Regions from separate parts of the Homo sapiens genome. Here region 1 is linked to region 2. The links are chromatin contacts, found by Hi-C or POLR2A ChIA-PET in ENCODE. All regions are on one chromosome and are shown on one strand. The core of a region is the stretch at or near the end of the contact, and the rest is flanking DNA. Distances in the headings are between cores, read along the strand shown.

Evidence for each region. A loop is a pair of places that touch in the nucleus more often than their neighbours do. ChIA-PET counts read pairs that join two places held with the same protein, here RNA polymerase II (POLR2A). Pooled maps may share reads with other maps.
Region 1: a loop to region 2 is called in a map of PC-9, with 2.8 times the contacts of the local background. The contact joins the enhancer-like site here to the promoter of SEMA3A in region 2. A Hi-C loop is called at or near these places in 1 of 168 maps with a recorded cell type or tissue (PC-9) and 1 of 50 pooled maps. POLR2A ChIA-PET finds 5 or more read pairs at or near these places in 3 of 52 experiments (HEK293T, MCF 10A and WTC11).

What each region holds. Positions count from the first base shown.
Region 1 is chr7:84,697,122-84,704,258 of GRCh38, reverse strand. No RefSeq gene overlaps it. Among named protein-coding and RNA genes, the nearest start is that of LINC03017, 170 kb to the right of the region's middle. RefSeq lists enhancers at 6,377-6,546, 6,798-6,967. Within about 2 kb of position 2,643, at least 4 of the 41 ENCODE cell types and tissues checked have a DNase peak (open chromatin) inside an H3K27ac peak, as active enhancers do.
Region 2 is chr7:84,191,370-84,198,841 of GRCh38, reverse strand. SEMA3A (semaphorin 3A) reads left to right here and starts at 4,053. Exons shown (of 17, transcript NM_006080.3): 1 at 4,053-4,367. The coding sequence starts at 4,256. RefSeq lists an enhancer at 3,132-3,939.

The DNA of each region.
Region 1 (7,137 bases), core at 1,394-3,893, 510 kb before region 2:
AACTATGATAAAATTCATATTAAATATTAAAGCCAATCAAAAATGTAATGAATAATTATGATTGATGACAATGCCATTGATGATACTTATTACCTGTACTCAGTAACTGGTATGTTTTTAACCTTATATATTCCATATATAAGCTTCTTCAGAATTTTTTTTCTTTAAGTGCTATAGAATAATTTTAATTGGTAATCAAATAATACTGATACCACTAAAAATTTGAAAAGCCATAATGATAATAGTTACACTGCTGAACACTGTCTTTATAATTGTATATTTAATATTTAAACTCAAAAGGAAACCTAACAATATTAATGCATTTTATATTCATTTACCAAGAAAGGCAAGTGAAAAAATTTGAATTATTTGTAGATAATTCTCTTTCTAATAATTCCAATTTCATAGGCATTTCAGATCTAATTTCCATATTTTGTTCCTCAGAAAATTACAATATACTTAGAGCACAAAATTTATCATTTCAATAAGAAAGAAAGTTTATAATAAAGTTCTTAAGTGGGGTCCATATATTCTTGTATAAAATTGTAACAGCAAATAGAGTAGGAGCTAACCTCCTTCTAAGAATTAAAACATGGAGAAGAAAATTTACAAATTAGCCAAGTCTTAAGAACACATAACTGTGTTTTTATTGTACTTGTTATTTTCTATGTAAATAAAGAAGAGGTTTAAAACTAAAAATAATAATAATGAAGGTAGTATACTCTTAAATCCACCATGGAAATTAATACCTTTATTTCTTAATTATACCTACTTTGGGATCAGCCTAAATCCTTCCAGGTTTGAGATTTCTTATGAAGCGCAGTCTAATTTCAGCCTTCTGAAAGAATTCAGTGGGTTAGCTTTCAAGAACAAAAGGAAAAATAATTTATCTAATTATTGGAAATTCCAAGAAGAGAAAATGTCTTATGCCAAGCCTAAAATATTTATATTTTCTTGAATTAATTTATAGCTAGCAAACTCTGTCTTCCGAGTTCTCAAAAATAAATGTAGACTTAAAAATCTACTTAATTTTGTATGCTCTTTAAAACAACATTTTGATGAGTTAAATGTAAATGAATCAGAAACATATGGATAAACTCTCTTTAAAGTATTTATAGCTATAAATATATGCATAAAAGAGGAAACTAAATACTTTGCAAAATATAGTTTGGGCTTGCCACACAATCATTTGATAATTACTTGAGTTATTTATCATCAGTGAACAGGACTGCTTCCTCCTTCCAGAATTGCTTTGAATGTGGTGAAAATATTTTGTGGAAATTAGTAGAACCTATTAGAGGAAATCCTTAGTTCCCTCTGCCTAGATTGATAACATTTCAAATGAACCAACAATATTTAGCCATAAATAATTATCACACATATGGGAAATTAATTGTATTTTTTTATCTTAATTATCCACTTCAGTAATCATTAAAGTTATATATGATAATATTGCAGCAATAACATTTGGAATATAGAAAAGTATATCAACAAGATTGAGGGTAAATGTTGATATTTCTCTAAGAGGGGATAAAAATCATTATAATTTGGAGGAATGAAAACACATAATTGCTATTAAGCACTTTATACAATTGTATAAAGAGTCAAAAATTTACATTTTATTAGTCTACAGTATATTTATATTCTATTAAATAATTATTAATTTTTGTTTTTTTCAAATCTACCTACATTTGGATGTTTGAAGACCTTAGCACAGCATAATGTTACTAAGTGGTAGATACTTAGACATGTAAACCATTATTAATATTTGTTCATTGTAATGGTTAATTTTGGGTGTCAATTTGACTGAATTAAGGGATAAGCAGGTAGCTGGTGAAGCATTATTTATTCTCAATAATTGCATTAATTATTCTCCATGCCTCAGTAGGCACTGAACCTGTGCCTCTCTGTTGAAAAGGAAACCCAGGTGACTTGGCATTTGATTAAAATAATTAGGTTGCCCCAAGTATGTCTATGAGGGTGTTTCTGGAGGAAACTGGCACTTAAGCCTGGCTGAGTAGGATCCACCCTCAGTCTGGGCAGGCACTAAGCAATCAAGTCTGGATGAACAAAAGGGCAAATGAAGGGTGAGTTATTGCTCTGTTTCTTTTGAAGCTGGGACCCATTTCTTCTGCCCTCGGATATCAGATTTCCAGATTGTTTGGCTTTTGGACTCTGGGACTTTGACCAGCAGCCTCCATGCCCTAGGACTTGAGGACTTGGTCTGAGTCATGCTACTGGCTTCCCTGGTTCTCAGCTGTAAATGACGTGTTACGAGACTTAATCTCCGTAATCAAGTGAACTAGTTCCCTTAAGAATTTCCTTCTCATATATTTATTTTTCTCTCCCTACATGTATGTATATTATTGTTTCTGTCTTTCTAAAGAACCTTGACTAAAACATTAATGAAAGGTACATTTCTCTGCCTCACAGTTTTTACTTTTTGGTTCATACATTACAAAATCCTACCTTTAGATTTAATTAATATGGCTTTTTTTTTTTCAAATTTCTTGAACATATTTCATCACATATTAGTTAAAAGGAAGTTTTTATTTTGGGGGGGTATAATCTGCTTTATGAGCCATACAAATTAGCGTGTCATGAGTCATACTTTCCACCAAGCATTTCAAGTGTGAAGAGGCATCCAAATTCAACACAGAACTGTTGCCATGGTATACGTTTCCCGTCTTCTTCCTTGGTCTACATAGGATTCAACTACTCAGGCATTTTTAGGACATTAATTGAAGGGGATAACAATAATACCTCTATCAATCCTTAAACACTCGCTTTTGGCCGGGCACTGTGCTGTCTGCTTTATGTTTTTGTTTATGGTAATTACATTTTCTTATTTCTTATTTCATTAAACAATTCTAATATTTCCTTACACTGTAAAGATAGACTGACACAAAATCATAAACATTCCTGGATATAAATTTTAATCAAAATTCAAAGTGTTTCTTGTTCAGTGGTTTCTGTCTAAATTTTTGGATAATCACACTAGAGTTCAATATGTTTCCTATATAATCTGACAATAGTGCTTATGTCTCTGTCCTCACACAGCTGCACTGTGATTCAGACAACCTGAGTCACAGACCCTCTATGAAAATTATTGTTTATGAAATACAAAATTTAAAAAACAGTGATGAACAAATTATTGAATAAAAAAGGTGTGAATTCATAAACATCAAAGACACAATTGCTTTCAATTTAAGGCTTTGTTCAGAGTCATGTTTCAAGAAAGACATAGTTTCCAAAATATCCAGTTTTAGTTATGAATCATATAATCAAAAATGCATGATGTTGGTCAAAGCATATAAAGTTTCAATTATGCAGTATGAATAAATTCTGGAGATGTAATGTATAGCATGGTGACTATAGCTAATAGTAGTGTATTTTTTACTTGGGGATTTGCCGAGAGAGTAGGTCTAAAATGTTCTCAGCTAAAAAATTAAAAAGTAACTATGTGAGGTGATGGATATGTTAATTAGCTTGATTGTGGTATTCATTTCGCAATGTACACTTATATCAAAACATCACATTGTATACCTTAAATATTTACAATTTTGACTTGTCAGTCATACTTTAACAAAGCTGGAAAAATGTATGGTGCTCTACACCTCTACACTGTGATGAAAACATGTTTCAAAAATCAATAATTGTGCTTATTAACATATTGGAAAGTAATGGTTGATGATCGTCTATTTGCTCATCCTCCAGGTATAATTGAAAGTCAATAAATCCAGTAATCTCAAGGTCTTTTAAAATTCTGAGGTTTTTTTTTTAAGGCTTACACTGATTGAACAGTTATTGCATTTTTATATTCTATCTTCCAAATAAATGGGTGAATTGATTCTGTTTAGAAGATAATCCCTTTATCTTTTACTTCAATCACCTTAGAAAATGAAAGAAATAAGAAAACAAGGACTGCAAACTAACATCCTCTTGGTATTTTAAAATCAGAAAAGTATTATGTTGTACTACAAAGAAGGTACCCAATGATATACTGTATTCTTGAAAAATAATAAGACAGTGGATACTAAGTGTCCTCACCACAAAATGATAATTATGTAAGGTAATGCATATGTTAATTAGCTAGATTTAGCTATTCCACAATGCATATATACTTCAGAACATTATGCTCTACAAAATGAGTACAATTTTATCTGTCAATATAAATGAATAAATTTGAACATTCTAAAAAAAAGTTACACAATGACTAATGAAAATGAGGTAATATAATCTTCCATGTCGTTCCTATGCCATTAATTTTAGTTTTGTTTGTTTGTTTGTTTATTTTTTTAATAGACAGAGTGTTGCTCTGTTTCCCAGGCTGGAGTACAGTGGTATGATTAGTGGCTTTTTTACTTATTTTTTGTAGAGACTGAGTCTCACTTTCTTGTCCAGGCTGGTCTCCAACTCCTGGCCTCAAGTGATCCTTTCACCTCAGACTCCCAAAGTGCTGGGATTGCAGGCATGAGCCTCTGCACCCAGCCCCATCAATTTGAAGAATGTAGGATATGGCTCAGTAGTTGTGATTTAACTTGGGCAGATTTTGTGAAGATAGGAACTTTACAGGTAAAACTATATCTGTTTTCCTTCAGTGAATTGACTTTTTAAAGCCATCTATTATTCAGTAAATCAATACATAAGTAAATAAAAACTATTTATAGCTATACAAAATAGTTATGTTATTGAATCACATTGTTAATTATAGCAATAATTACCCATTCATCCAACAATTTTCAGAGCTGACCATATTTAATTCTTGAATGTAATCTTTCATCTCTGAGGTACATATAATTTTCACATTATTGTAAAAAATAAATTCTGGGAGAAGAAACAGCATGCTGCTTGTCAGGGCCAGGTCTCTTCTATTAAATAATAAATACATTATCTATTTTAAATGATTTATTTAGTAAATTTTATTTAGCTTTTTATTAGGAGTTTTAAAGTAATCTATAAAATAGGTTAAAATCTTAGAAAAATTTGCTTGATTTTGATTTTTTTCCTTTGGTTTAGTAATTAGTGAGTTTGCTTATAATATAAAAGGCTTTTCCTTATGTCATATGTAACCCTAGATAGCAAAGGTTCTGTGGTTTACCAGGGCAATTTTATGCAGTCTTTGTTGATTTTATTACATTCATTTTTTTTAAGAGAACAAATATTCCTCCTTCATTTATAAAATAGCTAATTTCTTTACAATCCTGATAACTTATGTGTTTATTTTAAACTATTTTATTTTCATTTACTTAAATACATAACAAGCATTGTTTTTCTGGCACTTGATATTTTATCTTTATTGAGTTTAAATACACTCTGAAAACTTCATTTTGCCTTCCAAAATTGGATCCTAAATTTTTTAAAAGTAAAATAAAATTTTAAATATATGTTTCATGCTTAAAACAGGAAAATCATAAAGTATTTTATTCTTTCATATTATAGAAAGAGACATAGTTGAAATAATTAGGGTGTTTGATATATTATCATTTTAAGGGTTTCCATGGAAGAGTTCCCAAATATGAAGACAGTCAGCCTGCTTTAGGTTAAGTTTACATAGGTAAAATATTATTAATAAATATTTTTGGCTTTAGGTCAAATGTATATAGGTAAAATATTGTTACTATGAATACTTTTGAAATTGTATGTTTTTTGAGAACTTTCTAGAGATATTTAAATGCCCATGCACTCCATCATGTGTATTTATCCACAGATAACACACTGATCAAAACTAAGTCCAAGATAGTCCGTTGTTTTCCTGTATTTATTAGAGTCCTGGCAGTGCTTTGTTAAATTATATTAGAAATAATAGTACAGTGTTATCAATCAAAATGTCAGTTATACAAAATATTTACTAACCACAACTCAACTTCTTCCATTTGAATTTTGCACCTTCTAGGTCACTGGGGATGTGCATCAGACTTACCCATGAAGTTTTATAAAAATACAGGTAGCTAGGCCTACTCTAGCCTTACTGAGTCTCTCTCTGATACTCTTGATATATTTAAAAGTTATGTTTCAGAATATTTCATATCTCAATATATAGTTTTTCCATCAAAGTTATACTCATCAATTTTAATACATCAGATATAAAATTCAATGAGGTCTTTGAAAATATACTTGATCATTATTCTTAGAGACACTTTGTCTAATTTTTTTTGGAATGGCTTTAGTATCTTTGTTGTGCATGCCACAGAAGAAAACAAATTTTCTTGTTGATTGCATTATTCTTATTATGATCGCTCATCAGGCATTCCATATTTTAAAATTAACAGTAATAAATTAGTATAGTCATTAAATTCTTGTTATCTACAGATGGTTTTAATTTAACTCTGATACTTGCCTGAAAGTTCTGTATATATGCTACACAACAGTTTGTGTCTCTCACAAAAAAAAAAAAAAATGACAGTGTCAGATCCTCATGGGAAGGGACTATAGTAGGTGATTTAAACTTTGGTACTATAAAAGTATGTGTTTAGGTATAAGCTTCAGTGGGTCTCCGTGGGTACAGGTTTCTGAGCTTGCAACACTTAGATGACTTTCACATTACGCCAGTGGACTGAGTCAGAATTTCAAGGCTCCTTTTTATCTAGAAGCAGACAGCTTTTATAAAAACAAACTATTGAACCAAGATGATTCAGAACAAGAATTAATTACATAGTATGAATTAACTCATAAATGGAATTTATTATAGTTAGTTCCTTGTAGCCATGTTGACTTTGATTTAGTGTTCTATTTTCTGGTTCTATGAAAAATAATTTTGTCTGCCTTATCACACTTTTATTAACAATTCAGAAGCTCTGTTTTTGTAAAATAAAACATTTTAAATAATATCAGATTCTCACTGATTCCCACACAATTCAGAAACTCTAAGTTTTGTTACTTTTCATGGCAATTAGGTTAATGAGAATCTATTCTCCTTTTAGTCAGGATGTTTTCTGAGCAAACTGATGAGTATAATGCCCATTTATTTAAAAGGGTCTGACTCTGATGTCACCAAGATAGTGGAATAGAATATACCAGCCTCATCCCCCTGCAAGCAAATACATACAGCAATTCACAAAACAGAATATCTCAAAGAGGGCTCAAAGGTCCGTAAGGAATCTGAAACAACACAATAGAGCAAGCATATTGATAAAA
Region 2 (7,472 bases), core at 2,804-5,303:
ATCCAGAAAGTTGCCACTGTCAAAAATTTTAGCACTCTTTCCCAGTACAGAGGGAGGTGAGGTTAAAAACTACTGATCTATTTGACAGAAAAGTATACAACAGCATGATCATCCTATTAAGCACCTGCTGAAATGTAACTCCACGGCAGGAGTTAATCATATTTGAAAGCTCGAATTGTTAGAACATATTAGACACTCAATTACAAATACAGTTACATATAGTACACTATGTAAATTGTGGGTTAGAAAATAATTGAAAATAGGCTACTTAGAGGAAGAAATAAATAAGAATATTTCACTTATACCTTAAATAAAATTCAATGTTAAAAGGCCAATATAAGGCCGGGCACAGTGGCTCATGCCTGTAATCCCAGCACTTTGGGAGGCTGAGGTGGGTGGATCATTTGAGTTCAGGAGTTTGAGACCAACCTGGCCAGCCTGACCAACATGGTGAAACCCTGTCTCTACTAAAAATACAATTAGCTGGCTGTGGTGGCAGTTGCCTGTAATCCCAGCTACTCGGGAGGCTGAGGCAGGAGAATTACTTGAAACCAGGAGGTGGAGGTTGCGGTGAGTCGAGATCGTGCCACTGCACTCCAGCCTGGGCAACAAGAGCAAAACTCCGTCTCCACAAAAAATAAAATAAAAAAATAAAAAAAGGCCAATATAATATTTGTGACTTTTAAAAAGTAGTAAGTGATACAGTAAAATAAAATCAATGGTTATGGTGTATGGTGTCAAATACAGTAAGTTTTCTAATTTCAGAATTTAGGCCACAGATTCTCAGAGTAAGGAGTGATCTGGCCGGGCTCGGGGGCTCACGCCTGTAATCCTACCACTATGGGAGGCGGAGGCCGGCAGATTGCCTGAGTTCAGGAGTTTGAGAACAGCCTGGGCAACACGGTGAAACTCCGTCTCTACTAAAATACAAAAAATTAGCTGGGCGTGGCGGCGTGTGCCTGTAGTCCCAGCTACTCGGGAGGCTGAGACGGGAGAATTACTTGAACCCGGGAGGCCGAGGTTGCAGTAAGCCGAGATCGCGCCACTGCACTCCAGCCTGGGGGACGGAGCGAGACTCCGTCTCAAAAAAAAAAAAAAAAAAAAAAAAAAAGAGTGATCTTTGGAGGAGTGGATTAAAATCTGCATTGTACACATGCAGCCAGATTCCGATAGATTCTGACACCGCCCATCCAGGTCCACCCATACCTTGCTTCTACTTTAGTTGAGAAATAAGTTGAAGTTTGATTATCCTCAGGTATTTGGGGATATTAAGAAAAAAAAAGTTAAACAATTTTATTCAACTCTGAGCAAAGTCGAATGAGAAGGCAGTAGAAATATAATATTCCAAATGCTTTTGTGAGTGTTTTTCAGGCATTTACTTTCTTCTTTCATTTTTTATTTAACATTTGAATTATCTGTGTGTGGCCAGACATTTCTAGTATTTTATAATTTAATCAGTCTAGGACAGTTAGTTTGCCTGAAGAATATACTATTTTTACATTTCTTAAATAAAAAATCTGCAGAAAAGCAAATATAAATGCAAACCTATGAAACTTTTAAACATCTGGAAAAACAGGAAGATCATAAATAATTTGGAGGATAAGAAAAATATCAAATATAAATAATCATATCATAGTTTATAAAAAATCGTGTGTATATGGAGGTGTCTGTGCTACCAACTTCCATGTGTCAACATTAATTTAAATTATTCATTTTATGAAATGAAATAACTTTGTCCTGATTTTGTGGTTCAAAATCCAGATTTTATGTTTTTCTTCCCCCATGGAGCCATTTTTGACCCTCTTTTATCTAAATTTACTTACAGCCTTTTGTTTTATTTGGAGCATATAAAAATGTTTTAGGATTAGACATTACACAGGTGAAATGGATACACTTATAAATTTTATTATCCTGTTTAGTTTTGACAAAAACTTGCTCTTCTATTCTAGAAAACAAGAGTAAAAATATAAATATATTTTAAGACATATAAAATATATACTAATGAAAATGGTAAAACTACTTAAAGCATTTAAACTAATTATATGTGAGATTTCAATAGGATAATTCATTAGTCCAATCCTTGAAATAATCCCAAAGCGACATGAATTCCTCTGCAGAATGAATGTCTATAGAGAGTAATCCATGGAAGACAGACAAGCCTCTTGTCATTTGTAGCCTTAATCCATTGCCTAGAGCGTGAAAGTGCCTAGTATAACAAGTGTGGGAATCAGTAAAATCAACATTATTTTTGGATTTTATTTTCTTAACAATACTGGCTGATCAATAGGCTTGAGGAAACTGACAAATACAATAAGATCTGTTTGATGAGTCAATCTAGTGAAGTAGAGAGAGAATTCCTACTCCCTTTTCCCCATTCTCCCCCTCTTTAAATCCTCCTCTTCCTCCTTCTCCACCTACATTCACACAAGCCACACATCCAACGGCAGAGAGGGAGAGACAGAGAGAGAGAGAGAGAGAGAGAGAGAGAAAGCAGAGCGAGCGAGCGCTGTGCTTTCTCTATTGGTCTGTGGACATTAAGTAATGAAAGCTGTAGTGACAATGCTTAGATCATTTTCTTAAGAATACTAAGCCACTTTCAGTAGGTGTTTATGTTTTTAATTGTGAGACTCACTCTCTCCCTTCAGCCAAGAAGTTTCCCTACTATTGAAGTTGAGTCTCTGGATTCCAAGTGCTGTTCTGGAGGTGGGGGGTGGGGAGTGGTGGTAGGAGGGGGTAGGGCAGAATCATTTGGGGAATAAAGGAGAGAAAGTTCTGTCCTGTTAACTTTTTTATACATCCCCTAAAGATTCTTGTAAAAATATCAGCTTTGAGGAAAACTGAATGAAAAATAAGAGAGAAAATTGAGAGGCCACAGCCAACTACTTGTTTCAGAAGGAACTAATGGTGTTCATATGACTGCCTGAATACATGCCTATACGTCCCACAGAAAATTTAGTAACCCTTCAGCAGCTCATGAAGACACAGAGATATTCTTTTCATGTTACTCCTTGACACTCAGCAGGGACTTTTGTGAACTTTGTCATCTTCCGCTGCCCTTTAAACCAAAACTAGGGAAGTGTCTTTAATTAATGAGATGTGATGCATTGAAAATGTTAGCCAGAGCATTCCAGAAGCTGGAAAACCATAGACGTTTTTAAATTCTGAGTATCCTTTTGAGAATCCCCCGTTGTAATTTATAATTCTCAAAGGACCTATATTTGTCTTGAACTGATTGTTGGAATGGGCTTTAGTAGGAATTTCTTCCCTGAAATTGCAGTGGGACAGAGGAAGGGGGTGGTTGAGCCCAGGGGGTTTGTTGGGAGGAGGGAATGATCTCTAACAAGGCTTTAAAACCTTCAGTGGTTAAAGTTGTATTGATGAGGATATATAGACACACACACACACACACACACACACACGCACACATACAATGCACAAGTTCAGCAGGATTGTATAATGAGCATGAATTGTAAATTTTGTAGGTAGCAGAATTCAGATTTTTAAAATCAAAATTGCACCCAAAAATGGCTATAAAACAACGCTTGCCTTGGGAAGTAAATTTATAGCTACATGCCTTTCACAGGCACGCCTGAGGGTTCTGCTCCCGGCTCTAATCTCTACGAGATGTTTTTTGCATGTGTTGTGTGACAGGAGGGAAGGGGAGTAGGTTGAGCTCGCCTGTTCTCCCATTGTCAGCCAGTCTAGTGAGTGTTGGGGAAACCTGTCTGTGGGATCTTGTGTCATCTCCCTCTACATGCGTACAGGAAAAGTCCGCGCTGCTCACGGTTTCTCTCTCTCTCTCTCTCTCTCTCTCTCTTTCTCTCTCTCTCTCTCTCTGTTTCCCTTTCATTCTGCTTCCCCGGAGCCGAATGAAGCAGGGAGCAGGATTAGAGACTGCCACCGGCTATCAGAGGAGCTTAGATAAAAGGAACTGCTTCTTAAGCACCACTGCAGCAGACCTTGTTAATTTTTTTTTTTTTTCTTTCCACACAACAGTTGTGCCTCATTATCCGGTGCCTGGCTCGGAATTTTTTTTTTTTTTTTTCTTTTTGGAGGGTTTGAAGTTTCTGTGCTTCAGTGACTGTTACAGAAGAAGAGGTGTTAGTGTTGCCATGAGGTCTTGATTGTCTGCATTTATGAATGAAACTGACCTAAATCACCTGTTACCTCCAGTTTCCAGATTGTTTGAACTTCTCTGGCCGCACAATACAGGAAGGAAGACTAAAGCAGCAAAGGGACCTACAGCGTCTGCAGCATGGGCTGGTTAACTAGGATTGTCTGTCTTTTCTGGGGAGTATTACTTACAGCAAGAGCAAACTATCAGAATGGGAAGAACAATGTGCCAAGGCTGAAATTATCCTACAAAGGTAAATCTTATTTTTCTTTTATTTGGTTAGCTTTGTAATAACCGCCCCCCCCCTTAATTCCTTGAACTCCCTCCCAACCCCAAATCATCAAACCTTTAGTTTAACCTGGTAAACCGACGTGATTATGTGTATCTTTCTGAGATGCTTTAAACGCTTTTTGTAAAAAGCATGTCTTCTGTTTGATATATGACAACTTAAATGCAAACAAAGAACATTTAATCACATTTGCTGAAAAGAGCTGTATGCCTGGTACACGCTGATCTGTATATCTTATTATCCTATCTTATGCCTGTTAATTTTTCCGACTTTAATTCTATTAAAATATTTTCTTAAAAATAGAAATGCAAAAATGGTCTCTTTGTAGATGTGCATGCCTTACCTATAATTACTATGATGAATTGCATTTTCTTAGTTTTAGACATGAAATGGTTAATCGTCATCATGAATATTCAGTTTGTTCAAATCTGACAATCAGATGCTTAACATAAGCAGTAGATCATGGTTTGCCAAGAGAACATAAACTGGATGGAACAGACTAGTTTTTCCACAGTGCCTTATGATTGTACAAAAGACTGTATTTGGCTAATTGTGTAAAGCTAAAGTCTTTGAAATATTATGTTATTTAATTCTATATGTACTTCAGTGAGAACTGCAGACACATTACTGTCTGCTTGCATAGGTAGTTGTGTAAACTTCTCTTTTGAAAAGTATAAATTAAAGAGAGAAAAAAGAGCTTTATCACTAGTGCTTTATTTGGTTACAATTTAATGTATGTGCTTATTTTTATTGAGGATTTTTTATGTTTGTTCCACATTTGCTTAGATAGGTCTTATAGATAGATGATGTGTAAAGTAATGCTAAAGTAGAGCCCAAAATGATATACATACATTTAGTGGCAGTAAATCTTTCTATAACTCAGGTATTATTAAAATGGAGTTGAAGATTAAACTGTTTTAACTCAAGTAGTTTTACTCCCTAAGGTGTTGATTTCTTATGATTCTCAGATTTCTAAAATTGGGGGTGGAGCAGTGAGAAGCTCTAATTAAGCTTATTTTTTAGCCTATAAGTTAAAATAAAAATTATTGAAGGTATTTGTAGAGATGTCTGTCTACTGTACCTTGCTCTTATGCCACAAAACATATTCTTTAATTCTCATATGATGGGGAACATCTTTTTCTGAATGCCCTAGTGTGAATGAGGATCTCAAATCAGAAGAGAGATGTAATTTTCACACTTTGAATTAGAAAATTAAACACCTAGTAATGTGTTTCTTTGGACTTAGTGCTCGTTAAATGAAATGCATTGAATTAGAATATCTATTTACTTTTTGGTGTAATGTTTTCCTGAGTATCAAGTTGGGAATAGAGACTTAAACATCAACAAACAGAAGTGCAATTGTACTTATGTAAGTTTTAAAAAATCATGTAGCGTTATTTAATTAATTTAGTAACTGTCTTTAAATTATTTCCATAGTATATGATATTATGGTGTCTGTGTTTTTATCAGTTTTGCTTTCTGTTTTCACTCCTTGACAAGGTGACATCAAATAAGTCTAAGTTGATGGTCCACTTTATCCAAGTTTATGTTCCCTATAAGTTTTACATGCAACTTTAGTTCTCAAAGATGTGACTGGCTATTTGTAATACTTTTAGTTTAACAAGTTTAAAATCATGATATATATTTTAAAAATCTGCTAGGCTTGAATATATCTAAGTGCTAAATTCATTTTAAAATAAAATAAAAATAGGGAATTAAACTTTTTTATTTTGCAAGAATTTTATTTCCATGATAATAGGTTACTCTCCATGATAGAGGAGGCACTTGTTCTTTCTGTACATTAAAAATATTACATTTAATTTGAATATCCTTTGTTGTACACATATGCCTTAAACCTATCTGATGAAGCAAGCAGTATATATTAGCAAGGTGTATATATTTGATATTGTCTTTATAAGCCTTGTTTTAGTGATGGCATCCATTAGAATTATTCTGCTTTCCTTTAAGTAAAAAACTGCTTTACAGCTACATAACAATCCCATTGATACACCTAGAGCTTAATAATTTGGTAAAATAAACTGTGAAATGAACAACAGGAAGAAGAATAAAAGGAATGGCCTGAGGAAATTTTTTTCTGTTATTTTATTAATCTGTCATTACCTTTTTGTCTCTACATGTACGTTTGTTTGGCCAAAGCAAGTATGTGGTAGCCAATTGCCAGTACTTTGTTTCTAAAGTACAATAGAGATTTTTTTAAAGCTACTTCTTGTTTCTCCTTAATTAGATGTCAAACACAGTTAAAACATCCACTGCATTGCCCTTAAAAATATTCCAGCATGATTCATGAAGAGTTAAATCCCTGCCAACCTTAATTTCCCATGGTCACTTGTTTTCAAAGATCCACCATTAACTCTCTCATTGCTCAGGTTGCCAAGATGAAGTTTCTGGCAATCACTGTGCTTACTTTCTACTTATCATTTTTGCCTGGTAGGAGATGAAAGAGACTTGACATGTTAAAAAGAAGTAAAAACAGGAAAGTGGCCTTTGTAGCGGGTGTACATATCTAATAAGATACCTCTTTACTTTCTAGGAAAAAGGAATTGAATAGATGTGTTCAGGACCATCTGGAGAAGTGATAATATTAGAAAAATGGGGTATGCTGGCTTTTCCTCTGAACCAATTTGATTTAGAATCCTTATGGGGGAAGAAAATGTGAGAACTCTGTAAATCTCAGCAGTTACATAGAAATTATCCTTAAGAAACATTTACTCAGAAATACTTTTGTCTTCTTTAAATATATGTAATATAGCTAAATGGTAAAATCCTTCTTTTAAAAAGTGGTCCATGCATAAATGTTTATTTCTTCTACAAAACTAGTCAAATTTCACTTTTCTCATGAAATACAGGAAAATCATATAATCTTCCATTTGGGATATGTGATACAATGAAGTCTTCAGAAAAACCTGCATGAATCACAAGAAAATAATTAGGGTTTGGGTTTTAAACAAATGACAAATATTCCATCATCCAATGTAAGGGGCTATTCCAGGACACTATGTGCTTCAGTTTTGGTAGAAATCAAAGACACATGCAAGTCTCAATGTGATG